Linked DNA regions of Homo sapiens: region 2 is linked to region 1. A link is an interaction called in ENCODE POLR2A ChIA-PET data of the cell type or tissue named here. Cell type or tissue: OCI-LY7. All regions are shown on one strand.

Region 1 (2,500 bases):
TCACTCCCTGCTTTCAGTGCAGATCTCCCTTCCTCAGTATCACACCTGGTCAGGGCACAACAGAGCGAAGCGTTCTGCATACATTCAGCTTCATGTACAATATCTTTCCAAAGCTTTTCTGTAATGCCTGGGTAAAGAAAGCCTATGTTGTCTGTGAAATCCTGTGCTCAGAGCCATCCAGTCTCTTCGATGGTCCTACCCCTGGCAACAGTTTACAGTTTAGATTTTCCCCTTCATTTTGGTGAGTTTTCTCTTTAAAGATCCCTTATTATCTGACCTAGGTTGGGCCCCTACTAATCCATTAGGATTGTTTTAATTACTCTGATTCCCACATAAGGGATGGGGTTAATTCCAGTCCCTTTAGTTCAAGGAAAATCCTTTGCCCCACAGAAATTCTTGAATACAAGTTAATATCTGAGGGGGAGATGCAGTATCCAATTGCTTTCAGTGGATAGCAATATCCAGTGCTCTCCCAGCAGCGTTTGAGACCTCAATGTAAGTAGGTGTGTCTGGATGGAGTAACACCCAGTTCCTCAGCTAAGGACATCCAAGGGCGGGGCCCTCAAAAGTCCCATTACATAAAGTAGATACAACACTCAAAAGTCCATTATATAAAGTAAATACAACACAACCTGAGAACATCAGCTCAGAGTGGAGTGAAGAGCTGGTTTTTTTGAGGCTCTCTCTCTAATCCAGAGGCGGGGAACAGCACACTCTGGTCTTCATGCTACCACGAAGGAAGACCTAATAAAGGACTCAATTTTTTTTAAAGATTGATCTCCCTCTATTCAATAACCCATGTGTGAAATTTCAATTATACAAAACTAGAGGGAAAAGTATGTGTTTAGAACATGGTGTAGGGAAACACTGTGAGCAAAGCTGCTGATTGGGTCTGAAACTGCAAAATGGGTGTGACAGAATCTACTCGGAGCCATGTGACCTCCAGGGTGATAAGGATACAATGTGCCTCTCACCCTGTGCCCCTCCTACTTGGAAAGCTTTCAGTGGTTGGCTGCCAAGCAGAGCGCAGGGTCCTCTGGGACCTGGCCTGCGTGCTTCCTCAGCGTGGTTTCTCGTCCGCCTTCTGTCTGTGCTCCAGCAGCACTGCCCTGTTTGCTCTCCCCTGCACACATGACACCGTTTCTCACACCCCAGTCCCTGTGCTCATGCTTCTCACCTTTGTAGAACACCTCAGTGATTTTCTGGTTTCATACTATAACAAACCCCACAGGCCAGCTTTTCACATAGTTGTTACCAGCACTTGGCCAACAGTTGTTTTTTCATCAGTGGGTGGAGCAGCTTTTCTTGCCCCCAAAAAACAGTCAACCACTCATTTTTCATTGGGTATATGTATTCGGCAAACATTGGGTACCTGCTGTTTGTTGGCACTGGTGTTGAGAAGATGAATAACACACCCTCTATGGCCCTAGGGAGTTCCCATTCTGGTAGGGGGAACCTGACTCAGGCAGCAACAAAACCTTCTGGTAAGTGTTTTGCTGAAGAGTGGGGAGGTTCAGAGGGCTGTGGAAACCCAAAGACGTTTTACCTAACTTGAACATCATAGAACACTTCAGAAGAAACCACATGTCAGCAGGTCTTATGGGAGGAGTTGGCATTGGCTAGGCAGAAAAGAGAAGAAAAATGGGTTTTGGAGATACAGTACTGTTGTCACCCCTTTGATTTTTCACTAGAAGACACAAAAAGCTGTTTAAAATACTATCTGTTGATATTCTGTTCTAGAACTTGTATGTATTTTTTAAAGTGTTTGTCAACATTGCAACAAAGTACCCAGTTGAATGTATCCTGTTGTTTCAATGATTATGAGATGACTTGAAGTGCTCTTGAGAAATTTAAAGTTCGTTTGTGAACATGAATTCTAACTGGAGAAAAAAATAGGTGATGATAGTGAGTTGGATCATTGTTGCAGTTCTCTATTTAAACCTTACTATTTATCTTTTCTTCTGTCTTCATCTGGGAAAAAACCCAGAAAAGTATTAAATGCATATGCTTTAATTTTTGACTATATTTTAAATTACCTTGTTAGTTTTACCTAAAACTGTAATTTAAACCAGTTTAAAATTAAGGTTTACTTCTGGGCATCTTTTTATATAGTGGAAGGAAAGAAGTTGAACACTTACGGGGGAAATGGAAAGTTGATGTTATGTCTTGTTTTTGATATGGCTCAGTTTTTACATGACTGTTAAATGCTGCCCTTTAAATCTAGTAGAAATGTTAAATATGGGGATGTTACTTTTTATTATAAAAGAAACAACAGTTAAGGGGAAGCAAGTAGCTTTTAACAGATTTCATATTCTAGACTAGTTATGAAATCTGTTTTTGGTCTGGACAATAAAACATTTCTTGTACAATAAGAAGATCTCTTTTTAAGGTTATGAGAAGACAGATGATGTTTCAGAGAAGACCTCACTGGCTGACCAGGAGGAAGTAAGGACTATTTTCATCAACCAGCCCCAGCTGACAAAATTCTGCAATAACCATG
Region 2 (2,500 bases), 250 kb after region 1:
ACCCCATCTCTACAAAAAAATACAAAAATTAGCCAGGCATGATGTCATGCACCTGTGGTCCCAGCTACTCTGGGAGGCTGAGGTGAGAGAATCAGTTGATCCCTGAAGGTGGAGGTTGCAGTTAGCTAAGATCACACCACTGCATACATATGTCAGTAATCACAATAAATGTAAATTGATTAAACAAATCGAAGATTTTCTGACCAGAAGAAAAACAGAAAAAAAAAATATATAGGCTCCTTTATAAGAGACACACTTAAAACACAAGGACTCAGAAATATTGAATGTAAAAGGAAAAAAAAAGGTGAGACAAATGTTAATTTTAAAAAGCTGATAAGCTGATATATTGATAGCAGAAAAATAAACTCAGAGACAAAAGGCATTATTCAGGATTGAAAGGATCACTAAATTATAAGAAATTCACCCAAGATAAAGAATAATTTTAAACTTGTATGCACTCAATAATGAAACCTTCACATATAGAGAGAAAAATCAATAGAATCACAGAGAAATATTACGAAATAGCAAACATACTGAGATATTTCAATGCATCTATCTCAATTATTCATAAGTTAAGAACACAATAAATCTTCGTGAAGATTTGTGAAGTAAAAATTTGAAAAATACAAGATTGATCAGCTTGATTTATTAGACGGTTATAGAACTCTGCCTCTAATAGCTAAAGAATACAGTCTTCAAGATACCTATTGTACAACACGGTGACTATAGTTAATAATAATGTATTGTACATGTGAAAATTGCTAAGAAAATAGATTTTAAGTATTTTCACCGCAAAAAAAGGTATGTGAGGTAATGCATATGTAAATTAGCTTGATTAGCCATTCTACAATGTCTACATATCTCAAAATACATTGTATACCATAAATATATACAATTTGTATTTGTCAATTAAAAAGTAAATTAATAATAACCTTTGGAAAGAATACGCAATCTTACCAAACACAAATGAAATATTTCAAATCTTGACCACAAACTAATTCATAAAGCAAGTCCCCAAATGTTGTCTATTTCAAATATTGGGTATCATATAGATTACAGTCTCAAAAAAAAAGATTTCATAAAATTCCACAAATGTTGCTGAGACAATTGGTTACAAGTAGAGAAAAAAACACATTGGATTCTTCCCTTACATCACACATATTAATCAAAGACATTGGGAAATAAAGGGTTAAGCAGCAGGGCTGCAATCCATTATCTCCAGCTGGAGAATGGGGAGCAGGGACCAGGAAAGATGGCCTACTCTTGTCAACATGCGACTGACAGACATCTTGGCAAACGAATGGAATTTGTGAATAGAATGCTCCTTATCTATGGGGTGCTTTTAGCAGGATGTATCTGGCTATCTAGAACTAATCATGGTAAACAAAATTTGAGATTTATAGATTTGTGGTGCATCATTGGGTACATTTTATTTTCCAAATAGCCTCCTTCTATATGAGAGAGGTGAATCTCACACATTGCTTAGAGACCTCATATATTAATTATGGGCACAGAGTGCATCCGGTGGGGCAGTTAAGGATCTGAAGAGTGACACTGATGGTTCCAGACCTCCCTTGCTTCATCTCAAAATTACCTGTATCCTGTATTAGTAAAGCTTAATACTGGGTAAGACTCTGACTCGTGTGAGTCTGATTTGACAATCTGATTCTTTGTGTTATTTCAGACACTATAAAAAATTAAAAAAAAAAAGACAAGCCACAGTCTGGCTGTTTATTCATAATACAACCAACCAATGAAGGATTTATCTAATAAATATATAAAGAAGGCCTAAAAGTGGGAAAATAGGCAAACTACATGAATAAGCACTTATCCAAAGAGGAATCACAATTGGCTGAAAACATATGAAAAGATACTTACTCCCATAAGTAATAGAAATGTTCAAATTTTAAAAATGAAATGACTTACTATACAGTAATGACTTACTCTATTGCTTGTTGGCAAAGATATGGAAAAACTGTAACATTTATAGTACTGTGTTGGGAGTGTCAAATAACTGAAAAAGTAATTTGCCACTATTTTATCCTTTAGTATAACTTATAACCCAGAAATTCCACTCCTAGATATAAACTCTAGAGAAACCCATGCGCATTCCTTCTCCAGGAGAAACAAGAATATTCGTAACGTACTACTTATATCAACTACAGAATGGGTGAATAATTTTAGGTACATTAACAGCATGTTTTAAACAGTAATACAAATACATGAACTACATGTAATGTGAGTGAATCTTAGAGTAATAATATTAAGTAAGCAGATAGAAGATTACATAATATATTTTATCATTTTTATGAAGTTCTAAAACAAAAGGTAATAATAAAATGTTAAGATACATCCCTATTTGGCGATGCTATCTTAAACAAAGAAATTGTAACACAATTCAGGATAGTGGTAATTACTATGTGTAGTAAGAGAATAATGACTCTCCAAAGATGTCCATGTCCAAATCCCCAGAACTTGTGACTATGTTACCTTACATGGC

The links. ChIA-PET counts read pairs that join two places held together with the same protein. Peaks named below come from ENCODE experiments on the same cell type or tissue, not always from the same donor. Only the 100,000 strongest peaks of a DNase experiment are listed, where the experiment ranks them.
Region 2: POLR2A ChIA-PET joins it to region 1 with 6 read pairs; 2 of 35 experiments call an interaction of 5 or more read pairs at or near these places.

What each region holds. Positions count from the first base shown.
Region 1 is chr4:42,626,999-42,629,498 of GRCh38, reverse strand. ATP8A1 (ATPase phospholipid transporting 8A1) reads left to right here. Exons shown (of 37, transcript NM_006095.2): 2 at 2,390-2,500. Among named protein-coding and RNA genes, the nearest start is that of ATP8A1, 29 kb to the left of the region's middle. RefSeq lists a silencer at 2,482-2,500. In OCI-LY7, no CTCF peak of the experiment used is centred here; DNase peaks (open chromatin) are centred at 1,018, 1,498 and 2,485; H3K4me3 peaks cover 2,300 bases; H3K27ac peaks cover 2,500 bases.
Region 2 is chr4:42,375,718-42,378,217 of GRCh38, reverse strand. The region is part of intron 1 of LOC105374428 (a long non-coding RNA gene); the gene reads left to right. Among named protein-coding and RNA genes, the nearest start is that of SHISA3, 21 kb to the left of the region's middle. In OCI-LY7, no CTCF peak of the experiment used is centred here; no DNase peak of the experiment used is centred here.